Linked DNA regions of Homo sapiens: regions 1 and 3 are each linked to region 2. Evidence: chromatin contacts called from ENCODE Hi-C or POLR2A ChIA-PET data. All regions are on one chromosome and are shown on one strand. Each heading gives the region's core, a stretch centred on a gene start or an enhancer-like site at or near the end of the contact. The rest is flanking DNA. Distances are from core to core; before and after follow the strand shown.

What was found. A loop is a pair of places that touch in the nucleus more often than their neighbours do. ChIA-PET counts read pairs that join two places held with the same protein, here RNA polymerase II (POLR2A). Pooled maps may share reads with other maps.
Region 1: a loop to region 2 is called in a map of natural killer cell, with 10 times the contacts of the local background. The contact joins two enhancer-like sites. A Hi-C loop is called at or near these places in 2 of 168 maps with a recorded cell type or tissue (CD8-positive, alpha-beta T cell and natural killer cell) and 5 of 50 pooled maps. POLR2A ChIA-PET finds 5 or more read pairs at or near these places in 1 of 52 experiments (GM12878).
Region 3: a pooled map shows a loop between it and region 2 (3-fold over the local background). The contact joins two enhancer-like sites. A Hi-C loop is called at or near these places in 6 of 50 pooled maps. POLR2A ChIA-PET finds 5 or more read pairs at or near these places in 2 of 52 experiments (BJ and activated T-cell).

The regions. Positions count from the first base shown.
Region 1 is chr10:110,413,138-110,417,031 of GRCh38, reverse strand. No RefSeq gene overlaps it. Among named protein-coding and RNA genes, the nearest start is that of DUSP5-DT, 81 kb to the left of the region's middle. RefSeq lists enhancers at 2,285-2,414, 1,589-2,788. Within about 2 kb of position 2,376, at least 12 of the 41 ENCODE cell types and tissues checked have a DNase peak (open chromatin) inside an H3K27ac peak, as active enhancers do.
Region 2 is chr10:110,155,339-110,159,427 of GRCh38, reverse strand. No RefSeq gene overlaps it. Among named protein-coding and RNA genes, the nearest start is that of MXI1, 50 kb to the left of the region's middle. Within about 2 kb of position 2,412, at least 2 of the 41 ENCODE cell types and tissues checked have a DNase peak (open chromatin) inside an H3K27ac peak, as active enhancers do.
Region 3 is chr10:109,882,004-109,886,324 of GRCh38, reverse strand. It overlaps XPNPEP1 (X-prolyl aminopeptidase 1), which reads left to right. Exons shown (of 21, transcript NM_020383.4): 8 at 1-79; 9 at 2,177-2,258; 10 at 3,683-3,893. Among named protein-coding and RNA genes, the nearest start is that of XPNPEP1, 39 kb to the left of the region's middle. Within about 2 kb of position 2,049, at least 12 of the 41 ENCODE cell types and tissues checked have a DNase peak (open chromatin) inside an H3K27ac peak, as active enhancers do.

The DNA of each region.
Region 1 (3,894 bases), core at 1,127-3,626, 260 kb before region 2:
TTGTCACTCAAGACCAATTCAGCCAATGGCCAGAGCACCTAAGGGGGCTCCCCACCCCTGTAAGTGTCCCACTTGGTGGGCCAGGCTAGGAATGTGGGCAGATGGGAGGAACCCTGGCTTGAGATCCAGTAGGCCTTGATTCTCAAAGCTGGCCACTTATTGGATTGATGTAGCCCTTCTCCCACCCAGGCCTCTATGTCCTTACCCAGTAAAAGGTGTTTGGAATCCTCCAGGGATTGCAAACCATGCTAACCAAAATCTTGGCTTTTTCCAAGGGAGCTTCATGGCTTTTGTGAATACTCAATTCAAATATAATTCCCAAAATGTATTTTATTTATTTTTACTTATTTATTTTAAGACAGGGTCTCACTCTATTGCCTAGGCTGGAGTGCAGTGGCATGGATCATGGTTCACTACAGCCTCAAGCTCCTAGGCTCAAGTGATCCTCCCACCTCAGCCTTCTGAGTAGGTGAGACAATAAGTGTATGCCACCACACCCAGCTAATTTTTAATTTTTTTGTAGAGATGGGGGTCTCCCTATGTTGCCCAGGCTGGTCCTGGGCTCAAGCCATCCTCCCTCTTTGGCCTCCCAAAGTGCTGGGATTACAGGTGTGAGCCACTGTGCCTGGCCCAAAATGTATTTTAAACTACTTGAATATTTGTAATAAGCAGCACCATGCACATTTAGAAGTGATACGTGATTTTCACACACTGGAGCTCACCTCAGTTGTGTTCACACTGATTTCATAAGTAACACAGTAACATGTTGGAAACTTGAACTTCTTAGAAAATATATTTAAACTAGTGGAGTGAAGCTTTTATTGTTCACATACACTGGGGCCCTGTGTCGGGTCAAATCTTATTTGGAAAAAGGGTTCTGTTTAAAAAGATCTCACAGGCATTGGGCTTCGTCACCAGGAAGAGAGATAAGGAGAAGTGATATGACCAGTGTTTCTGGTGAGTGACTTCTGTGTCCCACAACTGTGTTGGAAGATTTTCTCAGCAGACTGCAGAACATCTTATCTGAGCTCTGGTCTGAGCAGTGCCACTGATTGGCAGACATTTGCAAGTTGGTTCTGGAAGTCACTGGTAGCTGACAGCTCCAGGCCAATCTGAAAGAGGTAGGGCCCGTTTCTGCACCAGGGCAGAAGAGTGAAGCCTTTCAGGAGCTGCCTGGGGATAAGAAACAAATACTAAGAACTCAAATCACAAGTTGCCTAGCTCCAATGTGCCAGGCGACGGGCTGCACCTCTCACCCATGCAAATACATTTGTCCCTCACATGTACATAAGGAGGTTTAGCCTCATTTTATAGGTGAGGAAAGTGGTACACAGATAGTTTGACACCCCCCAAATTCCCTAGCTAGTGAGTGACAGTGCTGGGAGCAAACCCCCAAGTCTGGGATGGGGATCAGAAACTCACAGTTTTAATGAGCACCCCAGGGGATTCAGGTAATTCTGATGCAGGTGGTCCACACACCCTTCTCCGAGAAATACTCTACTACATTATACTGGGTGCAGGGGCTGGATACAGACTGAAGTAGAAATAGTTCTGACCAACAGTGGCCTTGTCATCAGCACCTGCTTTTTACCAACCTTTTACCTAACAGGTGGCTCTGCCTGAACAAGGTCTTAGAGGGGTCTCTGGACATCTGATACAGGCAAGCATCTGCCCCTTTCTTTGCTTCCATTTTCACCTCAATAGAGCAAGGGATGACATCTTGGTGCCCTTCCTGCTCTCAATCCTGTGAATCCATTACCAGCCTCTGTGACCTGAGTACCAGACCAGGAGCTCCAAGGTTGGGTCTCAGAGTGGTAAAGGGTCTTGCTTGAGTCAAACAGTTAGTAAGTAGTAAAGCCTCCTTTAGTCAGGCTGCTGGGGTCCAGATCTCCACCATCTTAACTCCCAAGCAGTGGTGTCCCCAAGGACGGGGCCATAGGAATGGTGCACATGGGTACAATAAGAGGTCATATCATCTACAGAAAAATTACAAACAATAATAAACTGACTAACAGTGATGCACCAGCAATTCTAATCAACGTCAGTGATAAACTACTTCTGTCCCCGCCACACCCCCACTAGCTTGGTATGCCACCCACTGCCACCCTCTGCCGCATTCTCTCCTGGGGTTATGTGAGTCACTGCTGTGCAGTGAGGCTTCTCAGAGGAAGGAGAGGAAGAGACCTTGTTAGGGGTGGGGGTGAGGTCTCTTCAATGTGGTCCCCATCCGGCCACACCATCTGTGACAAAGACACCCAAGAGAATGTGGTCTGGGTGACTACAGGGCTCATTTACCTCAGGCTAAAAATAGGTGCATTCCCCGCAGCAGGTGGGTGACTCAGCAGGCCTGAGGAAAGCTTCTAGATGGAGGAAGCGCAGTCTTGCCAGCCCAGGTTTCCCCCCGGTACCAGAACAACAGGAAGGGGCTGATGACGGAATTGTAGCATGCATTTCACAACCCCTTCTGCGCCTCCCAACTTTCCCCTGCTGCCGTTCCCCAAACTCCCTGTTCAAAAATTGCTGTTCAAATTCCTGAAATTGCTAGTCCAATTGAGAGCCCAAATGAGACCATGTGGCCAACTGCTCAAACTTATGGTAGCTTTCTTCCAGACCTTAAAGAGAGAGGCGAGAGAAGGTGCATGCATGTATGTGTGTGTGCACACGTGTGTGAGAGCAGGTACATGAGAAGCAGGCCACAGAGCGTCTATACTGGAGTCTGCCTTTGTCTCTGACCTCCCAACCTGGCCGCTGGCCACATACAGTGGAACCCAAGGAGGACTGCTGATGCTCTCTGATCATTTTCTGCAATGCGTTATGCCCTGGGAAATGAAAAGTGCTCCCTTCTTTCCATCCCCAGACTTTTCAGGAAGCAAGCACAGTCCTGACCTTCTAGATATATCTCCAGAGGCTCAACAGAAGCTGAGGAGTGAGGCAATTATTTGAAGAATTCAACCCCACTTCAGGCAGCTGTCTGAGCAGATTGATGCAACGGGAAGAGGCAAGACTGAGCGCCAGGACCTAGTTTCTCGTCCTGGTGCTGCCGCTCATTTGCTTTGTGACCTTGAGCAAATCAGTTTTCCTCTCGAGCCTCTAGTTTCTTTCTCCTCTGCACATCCATTTGTTATTTCTTCAACAAATACCTATTAAATGCATACTGGGCCATGCACCTGAGTATACCATGCTAGATTCAGGAACAAGCAACTATGGAGGATGAAAAATGTCCAGGAAGTCTTTGCACCTCCTCCTAACAAAAACTAGCACTACTTCTCTGTCCTTTGACTCTAGGATGACCTTGTAACTTGCTTTGACTAATGCTGCGAAAGTGACTCTTGACTTTTGCTCTCGCCCTCTTGGAACCCAGCTACCACATGAGGAAGCCCCAGCTAGTCTGCTGGAGAGGCCACATGGAGGAGAACTGAGCCTCCCTCACTGACAGCCTCCACCAACAGCCCATCAAGTTAGACTATGCAGTCCCAGTCAACAAGCCACTTGACCAAAAATGTAAGAGTGAGCCCAGCCAAAACCATCTGGAGCAGAAACAAGCCACCCTGCTGAGCCTTGACCAAACTGTCAACCCACAGAATTGTGAGCAATTACATGGTTGCAGTTTTCAGCTATTAAGTTGTGGTGGTGGCTTGTTATTGATATAATTAATGTTTATTGACAATTTCCAATGTGCCATTGACAATGCTAAATGTTTTACATATATAATTTCATTTATTCCTCCCATCAACCATGTGAGGCAGGTACTACTATTCAAATATCCATTTTACAGATGAGAACACTGAGGCACAGGAAGGAGAAGCAACTTGCTGAAGATCAAAGAACAGCTGGGTAGGGGAGCTGGGATATGAGGCCAGGCAGTCCAAGCTTCAGAGCCTACACTGGTAATTC
Region 2 (4,089 bases), core at 1,163-3,662:
AGAACGTATGTTTTTTAAAGGAACTGCTAGACTGTTTTCCAAAGTGGCTGCACCATGTTACCTTCCCACCAGCAGTGTATGGGGGCTCCAGTTTCTCCACACCCTTGTCAACACTTGTTATTGTCTTTTTGTTTATAGCCATCCCAGTGGGTATGAACCGACCCAGAGCTTAAACTTTTAGCTGTTATTCTAGACCAGAGGCACTTAATGAACATGTGTTCAATGAATGAAAAAATAAACACATCTTGTCATTGTCCGTTGTGGGGTGTTCTGAATAATGGAACAAGATGGCTCAAAACTTGCCAACAAGAAGCTTTAGAAGAAGAGAAGGCTGTTTTCCTTTAAAATGGTGATCTGCTGGCTGGATCTGAGCCACCTGAGGGGCATTTTAAAAGTACAGATTCCCAGGCCCCATTTCCAGAGATTGATTTGGTAGGTAAGGTGGTATCTGGGAATCCGTATTTTTTTTTTTTTAAGAAAGCTTACCCAGATGATTCTGACATGCCACCGGGTTTGGGATCAGTCATCTAAAAGGGCATTTTGGAGTATAGTGCATGTATTTGCAATAAGCCAGTCATGTAAGTGTCTGCCAGAAAAACAAGTCTGTGGGAAGGACTGCAATGACACCTGGCTGAGTTTGGGAAGCTGAGGCCCTGCTCAGTGCTGCATTCCACATGGTGGGGGTAAGAAGAAAACTAACAAGTAAGACTCGCTGAGAGCTTACTTCCTTCCATCTATGTCTCTACATGCAATACCTCCTTTAATCTTTAAAACACCACCCTATGAGAAAGGTACTGTTAATGATTCCTTCTTTGCAGATGAAAAAACTCAGTCTCAGAGGAATTAAGCTGCCCAAGGTCTCACGACTCAGTCGCGTTAGGCTTGCAGCATGGTCTGTTTGACTCCTCTCTGCTGTTTTTCCTTCCTGGCCATTTCACTAGCCTTGAGGCACTCCCAGGATTCTGGAGGAGTCAGGACACAAAATGAAATACGCAGTAGCTGGAAAGGCCAACCAGGTAAAAACAAGATGCCTGGTGGGGTGTGCAGACAGGTTACGGCGGAAGTATTAGGGAGGAGGAGGGGAGGGGGCTCAAACAGAGGAAAAAGAAGTGGTTCTTTGTGGCAGGGCCTTTGGACAATTGGCAAGCCCCCAGCTGACCCAACTCCTGCTGCATCACGAGCTTCTTCTGTCCCCTATGCCTTCTGCCAGTCAGGGTGCTAATTTGCACGCTGGCCTTGCTTGCCCCAGAATGCCTTTCCACCCACCCTCTCCAGAGAGACTCAGATACAGCAAATATCCCTTAGATGCTTTCAGGTGCCATATCTCATTTAGATGCACTTTCAGATGAGGAAACTAAGGCTCAGAGACATTAAGTCACTTGCCTAAAATCCCACAGCAAATCAGTCGCAGTGCTGAGATTCAAACTTTATTTTTGACAACCTGATGTGGTTTAAATGTGTGTGCTCCTGCCCCCAATTTTTGTGTTGAAGCCTAATCCCCAATGTGATAGTATTAGGAGGTGAGGCCTTTGGGAGGTGATGTGGGTCATTAGGGCATAAGCCTCATGGTGGGATTACGACCCTTATAAAAGAGGCCAGAGAGAGAGTCCTTGCCCCTTCCACCATGTGAGGACAGAGCGAAAAGATGGCCATCTATTAGCCAGGAAATGGATCACTACCAGACACGGAATCTATTAACCAGGAAGCACCCAGGCTGGAGTGCAGTGGCACGATCTTGGCTCACTACAGCCTTGACCTCTGAGGCACAGACGATTCTCCCACCTCAGCCTCCCAAGTAGCTGGGACTACAGGCGTGCACCAACATGACTAGCTAATTTTTTGTGTTTTTTATAGAGATGGGGTTCTTGCTATGTTGCCCAGGCTGGTCTCAAACTCCTGGCTCAAGTGATTCTCCACCTCAGCCTCCCAAAGTGCTGGGATTACAGGCGTGAGCCACCGCACCCGGCCTTATTAGTGATTCTTAATTTGGGATAAATTGTGGGGCCCTTTGGATCCTGTCAAAAGCTCCCTTCCCCGTGTTGTGAGTGCCCACCCTGTGCGTGTGTGGGGCTCACTCACAGAGCATGCGCAGGGCAGTGTTCACACCCTGGTTAATAGCCTCTGCTTTATTCGTGATTTGAGGGGCCCCTCGCAGCAGCAGCGGTTTCACAAAAAACGTATAAAAATCTCTCAAAGACAAAGGCAACTTAACAAACTGGTTTATCACAGGGGTGGGCTGCTTCTTCACTGGCCCACGGGGACCCGGAAACCATCAAAAGCTGAGGCTGGGAAACCCAGCTTCCTGCTTCTGGCCTCAATTCCCCACCACTGTCACCACCATGACCACTAAAAATAAGACCAAACCCAGCCCACGCCCTCTCGACGTCGTTCTCCTCATGATTTAGCTGCCTGCTTCCTGTTGATCTTTCTTGTTTTATTTCACAGTCTCTGACTTCTGCTCACACCCCACTAGGCATCTCCCCAGTTTGAGCTGAAACAGGATTTAACCAGAAAGAAAAAGGGGTGGACGTGGGAAGCCGCAGGGGACTGAGGGTCCGTGTCCTGCCTCTCTGAATCCACACTTGCACCCTCCACCCAGTGGCTGCCCCAGGGGACTCTGGTCCAGACCCCATTCAAATGCTGCCAGGCGAGTTTGATGACTGCCTGGTCATAGGTTTTTGATAAATGTACTCGATCTCCCACCAATGGTTGTAGGGGTACGGAAGGCACAATCTCTATCCAGAATTATTCAATCACATGAGGTGAGGACTGGGCCACACAGGACACAAAATCTCTGGAAGCAGTTGATGAGAAATGCCATTTGCCCCTTCCCATTTGTCTCTTGGAAATTGAGGGTTGTAGGCTCAGTTTTCTGGTGGTGCCCCCAAATGCTTCTTCCAGCCATACTTTTTTTTTTTTTTTTTTTTTTTTGAGACAGAGTCTCTCTCTGTCACCCAGGCTAAAGTGCAGTGGTGTGATCATAGCTTGATGCAGCCTTGACCTCCCAGGTTCAAGTGATCCTCCTACCTCAGCCTCCCTAGCAGCTGGGACTACAGGCGTGTGCCACCACACCTGGCTAATTTTTGTATTTCTTTGGTAGAGACGGGGTTTCGCCATATTGCCCAGACTGGTCTTGAACTCCTGGGCTCGGGTGATCTGCCCGCCTCGACCTCCCAAAGTCCTGGGATTACAGGTGTGAGGCACCACGGCCAGCCTCAGCCATAATTTCAGACTCCATCCCTCCCAGGAGAGCTCCCTGGTGCCCTTCAGTAAAACTGAACTCCACTCTCTCCCGGTCTCTTGGCCTCCCTCTGCAATTTTTGTATTCATCTTCCTTGCTAGATTGTGAACCCTTGGAGGGGCAAGGATGATCTCTTAATCACTCTTTTTAGAAATTTCACAACTAATAGATGTTTACTATGTGGAAATATTAGAAAATTCAGATGGCTTCCCCACCACCTCCCCTGCAGAGAGGATAAAATGTATCCCTGATGCCCAGCTGGGACCTGTAACATTTTGGTGATCTTTCCATTTTCTTATGCAGACACACACACACACACACACACACACACACGCACGCACACACACCTAACAGAATGGAATCCAATACTCTATTTTGAGTCTATTACTCCTTTTTTTTTTTTTAAAAAAGTAAAGATTTGCTATAATTTTTTCATTTATTTATTTTTGTCTTTTTATTATTATTATACTTTAAGTTTTAGGGTACATGTGCACAATGTGCAGGTTAGTTACATATGTATACATGTGCCATGCTGGTGTGCTGCACCCATTAACTCGTCCTTTAGCGTTAGGTATATCTCCTAATGCTATCCCTCCCCCCTCCCCCCACCCCACAACAGTCCCCAGAGTGTGATGTTCCCCTTCCTGTGTCCATGTGTTCTCATTGTTCTATTACTCCTTTTTTAACTACTCGATAACCTTAAAACATTTTCATACCAACATTTTGCATCATTGAAAATCACTGCAGAGTTGTCTACCAGTTGTATCACAGTTTTCTCAATAAGCCCCTATTGTTGGACATTTAGGTTATAGTCATTTTTTTGAGACAGGATCTCACTCTGTCACCGA
Region 3 (4,321 bases), core at 800-3,299, 270 kb after region 2:
AAGGTTGCAGACCTTCGGTTGAAAATGGCTGAGAGGAACGTCATGTGGTTTGTGGTCACTGCCTTGGATGAGATTGCGTGTGAGTGCTCTGGTTTCGCTGTTTGGGCATGTTACCCGATCTCTCCTTTGGGTCTCTGGGTATCTGTGTGTTCATGCCATTCAACTTTCTGAGTGGCCAGGGAATAAGAAGAAGACTACGTCACCAAATGGGTATAGGAGATGCCAACTAGGATGAAGGAGAAAGAATTACAGGGAGCTGGGGAGGGGAGTGAGGCTTGTCCAGAGCAGTATTACAGCTGGGTGATGCCCACCTCTGGCCAGTCCCTCAGGACCATGGCACCTCTGAGGAAGGGCATTTCCTACAAATATTTTATGTCTGTCAGCCTCTGTAGGTGTAGAAGTGGGCTCATAGGAGAGGCCTTCTTTCTTTACACTTGTCCTGTGGTTTCCTAAGGTCTTTATAGTGAGAATGTTCTGGGAGCATTTCTACCTCAGAAAACTAGGAACTAAAAGTTCCTCCCCAAGCCCTTTGATGTAATAGTAGTTTCTCAGTCTTTGGACCTTAACCCACCTTCATGCAGTTGTTCAGCACCTTCTTTCATCTAAAACCTGACGGAATCTGGTTGAACCTTCCTGTCCTGTCTTCTGGTTTCTGAGTGGATTTGACCCAGGGCAACTGAGAAGAGGCACTGCTTTATCTTTTTGCCTTCTCACTAGAGAATGAGACCCTACTGCAGTGTCCTCTCTCTTCAGTCCCTGCATCTTCCATCCACAAAACATTGTCAAGTGTGTCAGTGACTTACATCCCTAATTAACTTAATGATCTCAACGTCAGAGAAAAACACCTGTAAAACTTTTCTCTCTCCCTGATTGTAACAAAAACACAATCCCATGATAGAAAACTTGGAAAATGCAGAGGAAGTAAAAAGAAGAAAAAAAAAATCACGTATAAATTCTGTTACTTAGAGATAATCAGTGTCAATATTCTATGCATATATCATTTTATAGCCTGATTTTTTCACTGTATCAGTACACTATAAGCATATACAAGCATAATTTTAAGTGAGTATTAAATACTCCATCATGTGGTTATACCATAATTTATTTAACTGTTTCCCTAAGGATGACCTTTGGGTTATTTGCAGTAATCCTGTAATTTATTATGATGCTACCATCAAAATCTTGGTTCATGAATCCATGTCTTAGTGTTTGATAATTTTCTTCCTATTTCTGGTTGGCTTTTAGGGCTTTTGACTCATCTTGCCCTTTGTCTGCCAGAAAGTTTGCACCTTTGTATTTGAATTTGTCTGTCTTGCCACACCTGAACACCAGGTACTGTCATTTTTAAAGAAGTGCTAGTATGATAGGTAAAAAATGGTGCCTCATCACTTTAAGAAGCCATTATTTTAAAATAGAGGTTATACTTTTAATGCCCAGGCGTTTTTTTGCTCTGATCCTCATGAGAACAAGTGACGGAAGCTGGAAGTCCTGGGACCAGAACTGTGCTCTCTCCTGGTCTGTCTAGTTCTCAGACGTTCAGCAACATCACTGTTACTGGCTGTCCGCAGGTCCCCCACCCAGTCGTGGTGCCAGAGCAGACCCATGGGTGGGCTGCAGGCTCTGATTTCATTGGTGAGCTGCAGCCTTGCTGACTCACTGCTTTTCTTTCCACCTCTGACAGGAAGCTCCGTCTCCATGGGGCTCACTGACCCTTACAGAGGAGGCTTGCCTGGCTTCCCTTGTGGGAGGGTCTCAGTTTTTCTACCCTAGGTCATCTGCCTCAGAAGGGAGAGAGTGCTCGTCTCCTTCCTTTTTATTTGGGAGCGCCAGAGGTTTGTCGGCTTCAAGGCCAGGCCTGGCAGGTCACCACTAGGCGGATCATTTCAACTCCTTGTGGGGGCAGTTCTCAGGATTTCAACTAATAGCTTTTATTCCCTTCTCCGGGCAGTGATGTGGAAGCCTGAGAAACAGCTCTGGTGCCATCACGTGGTGGACATGAGCAATTGCAGCTCAGAGGTGGAACCAGACGGGAGTCAGGCTTCCAGCCTTTCTGTGCGATTCCACTGAATCCTTGCGCAGCAGCTGGACTCCAAGCTGAAGCTCTTCCCTCCCGCTACAAGCGACCCCTTAACATCTTAAGTCAGACAGGTGACAGGGATTTTGATTTCTTTTCTAGGGCTATTTAATCTCCGAGGATCAGATGTGGAGCACAATCCAGTATTTTTCTCCTACGCAATCATAGGACTAGAGACGATCATGTGAGTGTTTGCCCTGCATCTGGAACTCCCTTCCAGAGCTCCTCAGAGCCCTAGTGTGCCCTTTCTGGTCCTGGCCCACCCATCACTGCCTGATATTTCACTGATGTGCTTCTTTTTTCTTGCCCTTTTAACATTTTCCCTTCTTGTTTTCCTTAGCAGTAGGTGTTTATTTATATCCTGCCTCTCTTTGAGCCCCCAAAATGGTTTGAAACGCATGAAAGTGTCTATAGTTCGGGCCACCCATTTGATGTCAAGTTTTCTAGCAGCCAGTGTTAAGGGGTATATATGCTCAATTATACAATTCTGGGTCCACAATGCAAATAAACCCAGTCATTTTGAAGGTCAAAAATAATATGGGAAAACCCCTCCAACTACGCTTTGTTGAATTGTCAGTTTATTTTTTCAAAGCATTTCGTGTGGCCTTCTTTTCATTACTGTTCTATTTCAATAGCTTTTTGCATTAAGACAACACATTTATTAAGTGCTGGTGATGTGCTAAGGGTCTCTGTTAGGTGCTAGGGTGACTGAAACAGGACGGGGTCCTTGGCTGGAGTTGGGGAGATGAGCATGTCCTCTTTCTAAAGTATTTGGGCACATAAGTGGGCACCAGTCTGCTTGTGGGACAGATACAGGTGTTACGAGAGGGGCCTGACCTAGACTTGGAGATCAGAGCAGACTCTTGGGGAAAGTAATATTTTGAAGCAGAGAGTAAGGATAAATGTGGGTGAGTTAGGTGAATGGCAGGGTGAGGAGGGGCGGGGAACCATGATCCAAGCAGAGGGAACAGCATTTTCAGAGACTCTGGACAGTAGAGAGCACAGTGCATGTGGAGGACCTGAAGTGGTTCAGTGAGGTCAGAACATAGTGAGGCCAGAATGTGAGCAGGGGCCACAGAAAAGAGAGGCCTTGTGGGCCACATTCAGGAGCTTGGGTTCTTTTTCTGAACAAGAATAGTGGGAAGCTATTGAACGAATTTTTCAGAGGGAACCACATGTTAGATGTACAAGTTGTAAAGAATATTATGACTGAAACATCGGTAGATGGGGAAAGACTTAGAGGCTGTGGCACTAACCCAAGTGAGAGATGGTGGGACCTGAACCTGAGTGGTGACTGGGCGAGGCTGTAGATGAGCTGGACAGATTAGATGGAGATTTAGGCTGTGGGTCCCAAGGTCTTAATGAAGGACGGGAAGAGGGTCATCAGTGAAGGAGGACACTGCCCAGATTTCTGGCTTGGCAGATTGGGTGGATGGGGGCAGGGAATGCACCTTGGAGGGCAGGATTTGGGAAAGGAGTGGGGAGGAGAGAAAAGGGGCTTGGTTTTGGTTGCCAGGAAACAGAGCCTGATGTGTATGTGTGTCTGTGTTGCCACCTCTCACTCATGTTCCCTCCTTTTTCTGCCACCCACCTCTCCTCCATCTGCAGGCTCTTCATTGATGGTGACCGCATAGACGCCCCCAGTGTGAAGGAGCACCTGCTTCTTGACTTGGGTCTGGAAGCCGAATACAGGATCCAGGTGCATCCCTACAAGTCCATCCTGAGCGAGCTCAAGGCCCTGTGTGCTGACCTCTCCCCAAGGGAGAAGGTGTGGGTCAGTGACAAGGCCAGCTATGCTGTGAGCGAGACCATCCCCAAGGTTGGTGACCCCACTTTGGCCCATCTAAACTCTGCCACCCCCTTCCCAGTTCTGGTATTGTCTTTGGAGCACAGGCAGATTTCTGAGGCTGCCTGTTGGATCAGAACTGTGGTCTCCATGGATGAGGCCTTAAAGCTGGAGCCATAGCAAGAGCCTGAGGGCCCTTATTGCTTGTTGAGTCTTGTGTTTTCCAGAGTGTGGCATGAGAGATTATTTTAGGTGGTACACATTATTATTTAGGTTTGCTTAAATATATCTGTTTTAACAGCATTTAGCATATAATAGAAAAAACATAACTAGCATGAGTTCATGATATAATTATTTAAAATAAAGTTGAATTTAATAAAGCTGATTTAAAGATGGTCTAAAGTAAAGTACTAAGTGAATAAGGGTACAGCAGTTAAGAAGCTAGGGTAAAAGCTGTGCAG